Regions from separate parts of the Homo sapiens genome. Here all the other regions are linked to region 2. The links are chromatin contacts, found by Hi-C or POLR2A ChIA-PET in ENCODE. All regions are on one chromosome and are shown on one strand. The core of a region is the stretch at or near the end of the contact, and the rest is flanking DNA. Distances in the headings are between cores, read along the strand shown.

Evidence for each region. Hi-C counts contacts between places; a loop is a spot of excess contacts on that map. ChIA-PET counts read pairs that join two places held with the same protein, here RNA polymerase II (POLR2A). Pooled maps may share reads with other maps.
Region 1: a loop to region 2 is called in a map of CD4-positive, alpha-beta memory T cell, with 5 times the contacts of the local background. The contact joins the enhancer-like site here to the promoter of RGPD8 in region 2. A Hi-C loop is called at or near these places in 1 of 168 maps with a recorded cell type or tissue (CD4-positive, alpha-beta memory T cell) and 6 of 50 pooled maps. POLR2A ChIA-PET finds 5 or more read pairs at or near these places in 1 of 52 experiments (A673).
Region 3: a map of dorsolateral prefrontal cortex shows a loop between it and region 2 (7-fold over the local background). The contact joins the promoter of CHCHD5 here to the promoter of RGPD8 in region 2. A Hi-C loop is called at or near these places in 1 of 168 maps with a recorded cell type or tissue (dorsolateral prefrontal cortex) and 12 of 50 pooled maps. POLR2A ChIA-PET finds 5 or more read pairs at or near these places in 3 of 52 experiments (PC-3, WTC11 and naive thymus-derived CD4-positive, alpha-beta T cell).

What each region holds. Positions count from the first base shown.
Region 1 is chr2:112,186,563-112,190,819 of GRCh38, forward strand. It overlaps FBLN7 (fibulin 7), which reads left to right. Exons shown (of 8, transcript NM_153214.3): 8 at 572-1,656. The coding sequence ends at 944. Among named protein-coding and RNA genes, the nearest start is that of FBLN7, 50 kb to the left of the region's middle. Within about 2 kb of position 1,694, at least 6 of the 41 ENCODE cell types and tissues checked have a DNase peak (open chromatin) inside an H3K27ac peak, as active enhancers do.
Region 2 is chr2:112,431,848-112,435,892 of GRCh38, forward strand. It overlaps RGPD8 (RANBP2 like and GRIP domain containing 8), which reads right to left and starts at 1,798. Exons shown (of 23, transcript NM_001164463.1): 1 at 1,535-1,798. The coding sequence starts at 1,606. RefSeq lists an enhancer at 2,386-3,364.
Region 3 is chr2:112,582,813-112,586,887 of GRCh38, forward strand. CHCHD5 (coiled-coil-helix-coiled-coil-helix domain containing 5) reads left to right here and starts at 1,797. Exons shown (of 4, transcript NM_032309.4): 1 at 1,797-1,837; 2 at 3,162-3,302; 3 at 3,388-3,553. The coding sequence starts at 1,836. It overlaps LOC101927330 (a long non-coding RNA gene), which reads right to left and starts at 2,460. Exons shown (of 2, transcript XR_923204.3): 1 at 2,325-2,460; 2 at 175-1,701. RefSeq lists enhancers at 1,006-2,205, 1,472-2,223, 1,521-1,690.

The DNA of each region.
Region 1 (4,257 bases), core at 444-2,943, 250 kb before region 2:
CTGGGAGGTGGAGGTTGCAGAGAGCCTAGATCATGCCATTGCACTCCAGCCTGGGCGACAGAGTGAGACTCTGTCTAAAAATAAATAAATAAAATACATGCTGCTGTGTTTAGGAAGTTCACCGTACACCGTGTGGGAAGCACTGCATTACAGGATGTTGCTGGCTAACTGCTGAGGTCCTGCCATTACTGGGCGAGGTCGCAGCACATGGAGAAAGGGCACCTGGTTTGAATATCAGCATTGCCATTGTTATTTAATATTCCCAGGCTATATTTTTCTGTAAAAATGATAGTAATAGCATAAATAAATGTATGTGCACACACATACACACGTACACAGGTGGGCAGGGAGCACCCTTGAGCAGGAACAGAAGCAGCAGCCCTTCCTTTGCCATGCCTGACACCAGCTACATTCACTCGTCCACAGCTCCATAGCTCCTGGGTGAAGGACCCGTGGCTGGGAAAGGTCATCTAGGTGGCCTCTGCAAGAGGGCAGGTGGGCAGCCGGGTCAGAGCAGCTCTTCATGAGACTCCCCAAGGCTGACTGCCTCCATTTTGCCTCTCCGCTCCAGCCAGTGTGAGCGGAACCCCTGCCCCATGGACAGCAGGCCCTGCCGCCATCTGCCCAAGACCATCTCCTTCCATTACCTCTCTCTGCCTTCCAACCTGAAGACGCCCATCACGCTCTTCCGCATGGCCACAGCCTCTGCCCCCGGCCGAGCTGGGCCCAACAGCCTGCGGTTTGGGATCGTGGGTGGGAACAGCCGCGGCCACTTTGTGATGCAGCGTTCAGACCGGCAGACTGGGGATCTGATCCTTGTGCAGAACCTGGAGGGGCCTCAGACGCTGGAGGTGGACGTCGACATGTCGGAATACCTGGACCGCTCCTTCCAGGCCAACCACGTGTCCAAGGTCACCATCTTTGTATCCCCCTATGACTTCTGAGGGTACACAGGGGCACTGGGGTGTGGAGAGCTGACCTCATTTCTCTTCCCCGAAGGCTCAGCTTCGGGCACCGACTGCGTGGAGCCTCCCGCCTGTTCCCGCCCTCTCACCAGTGCACCCAGGCTTCTAGGGCAGCGTTGCACGGCGCCCCATGGAATAGCACGGAAGAGCAGCCACAAAACTCAACTGCTGCCATCACTCTTTTTTTTTTTCTGCTTTGAGGCCCTTCCCTTAGATTATGCACTAACTTTCTTAAAACTTTTTCATCCAGGGGATGGGTGGCTTTCCAAAATGCTGTGCAAATGGCCTTGTGAGTTTGAACTAGCTGGGGAGAGAAAAGGTGGCAATGTGTGTCAGGTGACTATCAGCCCTTCTGCCTTTTTGTAGCCAGGCTTGCTATGAATGAAACGGTTCTAGTCGTGCGGGGGGCCCTAGTCATGCCTCTGCGCATGTGGCATAGGAAGTGGAGTCTCCTCCCATGACCCAGCACGTTGTTCTTATCTGCCTTTTCCTCTGTGACATGCCTGCCTGCCTGCCTTCTCATCAGAGAGTCACAGGAGGGCCTTAAACCCCACGCAGATCCTTCTAGACCAAGGACCCATTGTTAAAAGCATGGATTCTGCCTGAGTTACTTCCCTTTTGAGAAATCATATCTCAAATACATAACCTGGTAATATAACTGAAAAAATAAAAGTGATTGCTCCTTCCTGCCCGCCTGACTTCTACCTGAGCATGAGACAGCCCACTTCCTTCTAGGAGGGGGTGGCTGACTCTCTTCCTGTCTGGGTTGGATACACTGGAATAAATGAGTCAGAGAACACAGAGGTGATGTTTGGGACTGTTCCACATTATAAATTTGTTTTGACCACATGGGAGATTGGTAAGGACAATACCTGGCCGTGGAGAGTTTAGGAAAATGCTTGAGTTGTCATAGATTCCATGGCCTTTTGTTTCTGATGAATTCACTACAGGGTGACGCCCTCCAGGTGATCAAAGAGAGAAAACACTGGCCAGAGCTGAGTGGGGTGTGGTAGGATGGGGTATGGGGTAGGGTGGGGAAGATCATTCAAGCTAAAACTTAAGAGGTAGCGAAGCTGTAAGAAAGTTTCATTATCTAATTACATGTCAAGCTGCTGGTGAGATTTCCTCACACATATTTTATTTAAATCTTTGTATTTGCCCTGGTATGAGATGGAGCCAGAAGTGTGTCACTAGTTCAATGATCAAGCCCTACATCAAGATGGTTTCTAAGATGGTTTATTCTTGTACTGTTGTTTGGACAAAGGTTGAGACACAGTCAAGAGTTGCTTTTGAAATGTTTCTTCTCCCATGGGCTCAGCTGCGATCTCTAACAACAGAAAAAGGACATGCAAACTAAAGTTACAAGACTTCATTAAAACATTATCCACAGCCTTATGTTTCTAAATGTAGCTATGCTGGGCCAGAAGCCTGCACACCACCCAGTCCCATGTGCACAACACCAGGCGGAAGAGTCTAAGGGCCTGGCCAGGTTCCTGAATGGGAGATGTCACAGCTGTGGGCTAGGGACAGCCCACACATCACACACATCATATGTGAGATATGATGACATATGATGTGGGATATATGTGGGATATATTGAGATATGATGTGTTCAGGGGGACAAGCCTCTCACATGCCAGAAGGTGGGGAGTGTTTGGGGAGTCTCCAGAGCAGGTGCCCTCTAAACTGGTATATGATAGGGCTTTGATGCCAAACAGCCCAGTTTAAAGCAACAATTTCCATCACCAAGATCTGCCGTCATCAAACCTGCTTCCCACTGATGAAATCACGCACCCAGCCCCGGTGCCCACAGCACCAAAGTACAAATGGCTGACTGCTTAGGATGTGGATGATGGCTGTGGACAATGATGGCTGGGCACTTCTTGTGGATGATGTGGATGATGGGTCTTTTGTGGATAATGGCTGGGCACTTCTCCCTGTGGAGTGTCTTGTTCTCTATATGCTCTCTCCTCACTCTCCTCTATGGAATCAACTTTTCTTTTGTCCTTTCAGAGCTCCACTCTGTACTAAGAGTAACTACTGGTTAACCAGAATTCATTTGCACCCCTTTCCAGGTAATATAGTTTCATATTATTTGAGGGAGGGGCTTTAAGACTTTTTATCATGCAAAGTTGCAAACATATGCAAAAGTAGAAAGAATAGTATAATGAACCCCATGTCTGAATCAGTAGCTTCAACAATGAACACATGGCCAACTTGTTTCATCTGCTATCACCCCACCTCATGATGATTCCCAATCCTATCATTTCATCTATAAATATTTTAGAATGTATCTCTAAAAGACAACTTTTAAAAAAAGGATAACCAAAATGCCATTCACATCTAAAACATTAATTCCTTAATACCTTTAAATATTCAGCCATCGTTGACATTTCTCTGAGTGGCTTATATTTTTTTGTTTACTTGCAGTAGGTCTATGCACTGTGATTTATTGATATGCATTTTAAGCCTTTTTTTAATCTGTAGCAGTGGGTCTCACACTTCAGCATATATTGGAATAATCTGAAGGTTTGTTGGAAGACAAAATATAGGGTCATTTATATTGTAGAATTTTTCACAGTATGAGTTTTTCTGAGTGCATCTCTGTCTTCTCTATTTCTTATAAATCTAGAGAGTTAGTCAGATTCAAGTTAGATTTATTTAGGCAAGACTACTTTATTGGTGGTGACAGATGCTTCCAGTAGGAGGAGCAAAATATCTGGTTGCCTCTCTTTTCTGATGTTAGCCCCCGCAGATTGCACAGATCCATTACTTCTGTAGGGATTGCAATTAATATTCTAGTGCTATTGATTTTTTCTTTGTTTATTAGCTGACATACTTTATAAAGAGAAACACACTCTCATCAGTTATTTGGTTACCCTGAGATTTGGTTTGTATAAGAAAAGTAGGATTGATTCTTGGCTTTCCTCCCTTTATTTTTCAGTTTTCAAAATGAGATGGTTCACAGGCATCTTTCCAACATGCCCTGTGAGAGTTGTTTTCTTCTTTGAGTACATTATGAACTCATGGTTGAAACATATCTGATGTTATCATGTGTGTTATCATCTGTATTAATAGTAATTACAGCTACTGTCTTTGTTTTTGCTCAAATTGTTCTATCTTTGGTTCTTGGGAGCTGCTTCGAGGTGGCTGATTCCTTTTGACATGACCCTAGTAGTCTTTTTCATCCTGTATATTTTCTGCCCCTGCCCTGAAATCAGCTGTTTTCTCCCAGTAATCCCTGGTTCCTTCTAGTGGGGGATGGTAATTAGACATCAAGGTCTGAGTGCTC
Region 2 (4,045 bases), core at 548-3,047:
CAGGCTGGTCTCGAACTCCTGACCTCAGGCAATCCGCCCTCCTCGGCCTCCCAAAGTGGTGGGATTACAGGCGTGAGCCACTGCGCCCGGCCAATATCCTTTTAACATCAACAATAAAAAGTGACTTGTAGCTAACATTTAGTGCTATGTGTCAAGCAATAACCTAAATGTTTAAAATGGATCATCCTATCAAATTCTATCAATGTTACAACTCCATCTATGGATGAAAAGTGTAAGTGGCCCCAAATACCCAGCTTATAAACGACAGTGCTGTGATTATTCAAGCCAAAGCAAACTGACTCAAGATTCTGCGCACATCCACCTTTAATAGCTTCTTCCGTCACTCTTTAGATCCAATGACTAAAGTCTTATTGAATCCAAAATAGATCACATTATTTACCTGTAAAGAGGAAAAATACCCTAAAAACACTTGTGGAAAAGGTTAAAAATTGTAAGCCATACTAACGATTTGTAAGAACTTTAGAATTTTTTTTTTTTAAGCAAAGGCAGCTACCAAAGTGTTCCGGGCGGGGAGGGGGGCGAGGGAGGTGAGTATGAGGAGTGGAGTGGAGCTGGACCCTTACAAAGGGACAGCGACAAACACCTCATACTCAAAACAAGGGGACTTTCCGTGTCATTTGTGCCATCGGGCCATTGCAAATGTCCACGCTGAGATGCCTACCTTGTCACTCGACGCAGCCGCCAAAGCTCACCCGGAGCTGCGTCAGTCCCCACTGGGTTCCTCCAGGCCAAGGAGGTACGACCTCCGCCGCGGCATATAAAGTAAATGTCCAGGACATGGGAAGAAACCCGCCGATACAGCACCCGGGTGCCCAAGCCCCCGAGAACTAGGCCGCGCGGGTACTACGGGGCCAGAAAGCCCGGGCCAGGGCGAGCCCACGAGCGAGCACCGTCGGGAACAAACCGGGAGAAAGAGGAAGAGCCGGCGCCAAAGGTCTCCCGCCCGCCGCGGTCCCCCCAGGACTCTTCCTGCGCTTGCAAGCGCCACGCCGCCCACAGGACTGCGCTAGCCGGCCTCCGCCTCAACAGAGCGCGCCAGGGAGCAGCGCCCTCGGGAGCCATGACCCCTGACCCATCGAGGCCGCCGCCGGGCCGGGTCGAGGCCGCCGCCTCAACAGAGCGCGCCAGGGAGCAGCGCCCTCGGGAGCCATGACCCCTGACCCATCGAGGCCGCCCCCGGGCCGGGTCGAGGCCGCCGCCTCAACAGAGCGCGCCAGGGAGCAGCGCCCTCGGGAGCCATGACCCCTGACCCATCGAGGCCGCCGCCGGGCCGGGTCGAGGCCGCCGCCTCAACAGAGCGCGCCAGGGAGCAGCGCCCGTCGGGAGCCATGACCCCTGACCCATCGAGGCCGCCGCCGGGCCGGGTGGAGGCCGCCGCCTCAACAGAGCGCGCCAGGGAGCAGCGCCCGTCGGGAGCCATGACCCCTGACCCATCGAGGCCGCCGCCGGGCCGGGTCGAGGCCGCCGCCGCCCGGCCGGGTCGAGGCCGCCGCTCTCTTCCAGACCCACTCACCTGTCGAGGCGACGGGGTGAGACCCAGCACCGAGGCGACGTACCGCTCCACATCGGCCTTGCTGCGCCTCATCGCGCCGCCAACCTGGCTCCCGAGACGCGTGCGAGCACCGCTCAGCCCCGCAGCAGTCGCCACTTCCAAGAGGAAAGTGCCTGCAAGCCACTGAAGCAGCGGCGTAGCCGGCGGAGGCCCACTGTGACGAGCGTGCGGCGCCGCCCACGGAGGCCCACTGTGACGAACCTGCGTTCTGCCTCAGCACTGTGTATCCTCGGGGACGTCGGCGCTCCAGCTGCACTCGGCCGGGCTGGTGGCGCCGCCCTGTGGTCTGAGGGTGTCTTGACATGATCTTATCTATAGAAAACCTTAATGAAAGCTCAAAAAAAAAAAAAAAAAGACAAACCATCAGTGATAATAAATGAGTTCAAAGAGATTGTACCATACGAGGTCAACTAAAAAAAATGAGATGTCTACTTATACACCAGCAAGGAACAATTCAAGTAAAATTAAGTAAACAATTCCATTTATAATATTATCAAAAATAATAAAATAATTATGAATAAATTTAACCCAAAAGTGTAAGACTTGTAGACTGGAAACTACAGAACACTGTTGAAAGAAAAGCAAGTGATTCATCCCCCGGTGCCAAACAGCAGACGCAGGTGTTACCAGTCTGGTGGGGCGCCCGAGCTGGGGACCTGGGGTCCTCTGGGAGGGGCAAGAAGGCAGCGATGCTGGCCCCCGCCTCCATCTGCCCATCCCATCTGCATCCACACACCGCCCTGCGGTAGCTGCTTGCAGCCCTTCTCTGTCAGTTTCTCCATTATCTTCTGGTTTGGTGATAAATGAGAGTTCCCATCGGGGGTGCCACCCTCTGTGTGACGGGGAGCAGAGAAGACCCTGCATCTGAGTCCTTCTGGGGGAAGAGCGAAAATGCTGGGACCAGCCCCAGCTGTCAGGGGGTCTCCAATCCCAGCAGGGAGGCCCCACGCATGGCTAGGATGCCCCAGACCCCAGGGACTGCACGAAGTGGAAAGGAGGGCCCCCGGTCCTAACTAAGGGTTCAGACCCCCGCAACACACATCCAGGCACACCCCCACCCCCTAGGCCTGGTTCTAGGTCTGCCAGCTCCGAGAAGGCCCCTAACAATGGTGCAGTCGCAGGGGCTGTGTCCCAGGCCGGGCTCACGCCCAGTCCCGCTGCCCCGGGGGTAGATGGGGCCCCTGGCCCGCGCGCTGTGGAGCCCTGGAGTGTCTGTGCGCCCCTTCCTTGGAGGGCAGCCGCTGAGGGGCTGCTGCGGGACTGGGGAGCCTCCTGGCAGCAAGCGCTCCCAATGCGTAGCGGGACGCTGTGATGGGGACAAGATCCTGGCTTTGAAGAAAGCCCTTTCCACCCTGTCCATGTGGGGGTCTCCCGGTGCCCCTGAGCCAGCGGCCCCCTCCTGCAGGCTCCGGAGGACTCCCCTGCCTGCATCTGGTCTCGCATTTCCTCCGTGACCTCCAAGCTCCCACTGGGGGCACACGGCTGCCCTGCTGACCCCAACTCTGGCCCTGTGCCGGTGGTGGGCAGCATCTGGCACGGGGGAGGCGCCGTTTCTTCCACACTCGCGCGTCCTCAGCCCAGATCATCCGGTGAAGTTTCCCCAGCAAGTGGCTCCCCCTGCCCCCTCCACCCTGCCAAGTGTGGTCCCTGGGCCCCCGCCTTCCCTTCTCGGCCTCTGCCCCTGGGTCTGGGGCCTGCATCCAGCCATCCACGCTCAGGGAGGCCACCTCCTCCCTCGCTCTCGACCACCACAAAGCTGCCCGGGACCTTGTTCTATCCTTTCCAAAAGTCCTCAGGACCTGCCTGTCTACGGAGCTCCCAAAACGCCCTGTGAGCTCTCCCGGGCCCCTCCTCTCCTTGCTAATAATGTCCCACACGGTGCTGCCTGCCTGGCCCCAAAAGAAAAGGACCCTGGAGTGAGTTCTGAACACAAACTCGATGAAAGTGGCCCCCTGCTCCACCTGCCGAGTCGGCCCCTCCTCAGACTCTCCCCTTGGGCAGGGAAACCTGCCGGGGCCTGACTGTTTCTTCCTGAAACAGCCTCAGGCTGGAAGGAGAGGGATCCACCCTTGGCCATTGAAGCATTCAGCAGGAATCAGCCCTCGGGGACCAAGACCCTGTGACCAGCCCCGCCCCACAGGCGCCGGTCCTGGGCAGCCTCCCTTGCTCAGGCCACGCTGCTCCCAAGAAGCCAGGATGAGCAGCTCGCAATAGGCCCCCCAACACGCAGAGTGCCACGCGGAGGACGGGGGCACCCCAGAAAACTGCAGACACTGCATGTCCTCTGGGAGCCCCGGCCCTGGGAGACGATGTGCAGTGGCTCCAGCTCTGACCTCATGAGCCCAAGCTCCGCTACACACTGGGTCCTGACCTGACCTGGGTCCCTGGGGCTCTCCGGCCAGGCCTCTCCCGGTGCCTCCCGCCCCTGAGGCCGCCACCCAGCATCCAGGCCCCTGTGTAGTCATCCCCTCT
Region 3 (4,075 bases), core at 547-3,046, 150 kb after region 2:
CCTTCCATGTACTGATTTATGTCTTTGTCTGTAACTCCTGTCCACCTAAAATGTACAAAACCAAACTGTAATTCTACTGTCTCAGGCACACTTTCTCAGGACCTCTTGAGCCTGTGTTCCCCAGGCCATGGTCACTCATATTGGCTCAAAATAAATCTCTTTAAAACATTTCAGTTTGGTTTTTCTGTTAACAGGTGGTTAATTTTTCCTAGTTCTTTAATGAGATCCCTAGAAACCGGGTTTAAGACAATTGATTTTTTTTTTTTGCTTTCTCGGTCAGATAATTTCAGAAACTCCCTCCCTGTGCACCTGTGGGCATTCCCACTTCCACACACCAACAAGACAAGGTTAGACAGATCTTCTAAGGCAGCTTCTAAGGCCTTTCAGCATGTCAAAATGCATCTTTGGGGTATCCGTTTCTGAGTACCAACAAGGGAACGGAATGGGTTAAGATTTCATTCTCTCAGTAGAGGAAAATCTAGGGATTCATTCTACATTTGAAGCCAAAAACAGTTATCTGACTCCTTCCAGAGCCTTTAAATGTTGATCCCTTCCCCTCTTCTCCCATCAAACATACACTTGGAAGTTTAAGAAGAATGGAGGGATCTCAAGGTGTAAAGTTTTCTTTCTGTGCGATGACCAGTGCTGGTCCTCGGATGTCAACTGCCAACCAGGGTAGCTCATGGTTACAACCTCCCGTACAGCTCTCACTTATCCAGAACTACTGAGGCTCCAAGCTCAGTATCAAACTGTTCACTTGCACTATGTCCTCTATGATGTCACTGTCATCATCATTTTACAGACACACTGCGACTCCAAGTGGTCGTTACTAGTTCACAATCAAGTAGCTCTCGTTCATCTTCTCGTTCATCTTCAACTCTATGATTAACTGCAAAATGTTCTGCTCATTTTGACTAGAGTCTTGAAAGATCTGCAAACGAAACGGCAGGACTGATGCTCAGTTCTCTGACCAGGGGATATCCAGTCTCTTATGTGGGGAAACTCACGCCCAGGTCTAACCTCACACTTTTAAGACAGATGAGAAGGAAGGGGGAAATGTTGCTACATTAGGAGGAATTAATTACAAAGAGAGGAAGTAACTAGCTTGATAGTCTCATGGAGTCAGGATTAAACGCCATGTCTGTCCTGGCGTACGCTAAGGGATGGGGAAACGTCTGGGTCCCAGGCTGGGTAAATGGCAGGCCCAAGCCGAATTAGTTCGGCTCTTGGTTTGACTCCCTCTTCCCTCCTGTTCCAAGCGCTCGCATGAACCTGGGTGCCAGGGGGATTATCAGCGTCTGCGCAAGGCCGATGGTGGCAGCGCGGCGTTAGGAATCAGGCCCCCTATCCCTGAGCCCAACAGCCTACCGCTACAGCACCCAACGAAAATGGGAACAACATGTTGAGACGCTGCAGCAACAGCAGGCGCTTCCCACCAGCTACAGTCGGAGATTTGGAGCGCTTGTGTCTGAGGCTCAATCCCGTCAGGTGCCGCGCAACTCAGCGGCGCATTCTCTTTGGACCCGAGGCACCACCATACTTTCCATTGCTTACTTCCGTTAAACCCCGAGCGCTGCCATGGCAAGCCGGAAATAGGGATGAAGCAATTTAGCCAGAAGAGGGCGGAAGTGGCTACTCAGGGCGCCGCCATGACGAGCCGGGCCGGAAGAAGAGGTAGGGCGCCGCCGTGACAGATTAGTCCTAAAGGGAACGGGGTTGTTAGTTCAATTGGCTACCGGAAAAAACCAGGCTGGGCTGGGCGCCGCCATGACAACCGATACCGGAAAAGGCGGGTCGTTCCCCCCGGACAGCCCTACGCCGGCAAAGGTCTCGAGATGTGAGTAGTGAGAGCGCCTACCCCATACGTGCTGCCGCTCCCCTTCTTTTACCCAGTGATCTAGACCTAGTCTAGGACCTCGGGAACTAGGACCAGCCTCCCTCCTTCTTGGAGATCTGACCCTCAGGATTCAGCGCCTTCGCTCACGAGCTCCAACCCTCCGCATGCCCAAGCCCCGCCCTCTAAGCGTTTAGGCCTCGCCCCCTCTCGCGCTGCTTAGGACTTCGGTCCAGTCACTCTTCACCCAATCTCTGCCCCCAGTACCCCAGGTCCGGCCTTCACACTGAAATCCTAAGACTACAGACTTATTTAGGGACCTCTATGACTCCTACACCCATCCTCAGAGCTCCAGGTTCCTCCCCCTTGATCACCAAACTTTACCTTTTGAACCTTCCAGATCTGCCTGGGACCCCAGTCCTCACCTATAGGGTCCACAGACTTGTTCCTAGACCACTCTGACCTTGCCCAGGATTCCCAGAGCACCAACCTCATCCAGGGCTTCCAGACTTCACGCCCCTGGGACCTTGAGTCCCGCACCAGGGCCTTAGGTTTCATCTTGAAGACTCTTTGGCTAAGACACTCTTCCCCAGGACCTGAGACCCCACCTCTTGGAGCTCTAAACCTCACTTTTAGAACCCCCAAACCCATTAAGGGCTCTCAAGCTCTCCCTGGAATTCTAGATCTTTCTTCTAAGGCCCCAAGTCTTCTGTGCATGATCCCCAGGCCTACTGGGGGATGCCTGGATTTCAAGGCCTGTCTTCTAGGACCCTGAAGGCCTACCTTACATTAATCAGACTTTGTTTTAGAACCTCCACTCTCTCCCCAGAAGCTCCCCTCCTGCTTTACAAGCCCCAGGGCTGGGCCTCACCTCTCCACTTCTTTGGCACCATCTCAGGATCCTTCAGATTCCCACATCTGCCCTGAACTCCTAGTCCTACTTCAGACCCAGACCAGAACTCCCTTTCTTTGCGGAGCACCATAGCTTATGCCTGTAATCCTAGCACTTTGGGAGGTCTAAGCAGGGGGATCGCTTGAGCCCAGGGGTTCAATACCAGCCTCGGCAACATAGCAAGACCCTGTCTCTACAAAACATAAAAAATTAGCTGGGCATGGTGGCTCATGCCTGTGGTCCCAGCTACTTAGGAGGTTGGGGCAGGAAGATCACTTGAATCCAGGAGTTGGTGGCTACAGTGAGCTATGATCGTGCCACTGCACTCCAGCCTGGGCCACAGTGAGACCCTGTCTCTAAAAAATAAAAAAAAAAAAAAGAATTCCCTTGCTTGCCTACTGCCTGGAATGATCCTCAGCCCATCCTGTCCCACAGGCAGGCGGCCCTAGAGGTCACCGCTCGCTACTGTGGCCGGGAGCTGGAGCAGTATGGCCAGTGTGTGGCGGCCAAGCCGGAATCCTGGCAGCGGGACTGTCACTACCTTAAGATGAGCATTGCCCAGTGCACATCCTCCCAGTGAGTGCGGGCAAGTATGAGACAGTGTGGGGGGTGGGCAGTGGGGTGGGAATCTCCCAGGGGCTGAACTGCCCTACCCCCACAGCCCAATCATCCGCCAGATCCGCCAGGCCTGTGCTCAGCCTTTTGAGGCCTTCGAGGAGTGTCTTCGACAGAACGAGGCAGCTGTGGGCAACTGTGCAGAGCATATGCGCCGCTTCCTGCAGTGCGCTGAGCAGGTGCAGCCGCCACGCTCACCTGCAACTGTGGAGGTAAGAGGGGCTCACCTCAGTTCATCTCTTTTCTCCATAACATCCCCTTCATCCTTCTGGTTGTTCAGGGTAAAGACTTTGGAGTCATCCTCAGCCCCACCCCATCACCACACAGGCCTTTGCCATGCATCCAGAATCCAGAACATCATCACTTCTTGCCCCATATAGCCCCTGCTTTAATCCACCACCACCCTCACCCTCCACCTCCAGGATACCTGCCCCAGCCTTCTCCCTGGTCTCCCTTCCTCCCTCTTTTCTTGCCTCCATAAAGCGGCCTGGGTGAGCATGTAAGGACTGAAATCTGGTCTCATCACACCTATGCTTAAAGCTCTCCAGTGGCTTTGTGTCACATTGAGAACAAAAGTCCAGGTCCTTGCTGGGTTCTCTGTGTTCTTCCCTAGGCTGACTTCATCTGCCTCCTGCCTCACCCTCTCTCTTCTTTCTCACTACTCCTCATCTGCAACTGCAGAGGGGCTGGGCTGGGGTGGCCAAAAAAAGGTCACTCTTTTAAATGTATCTAAT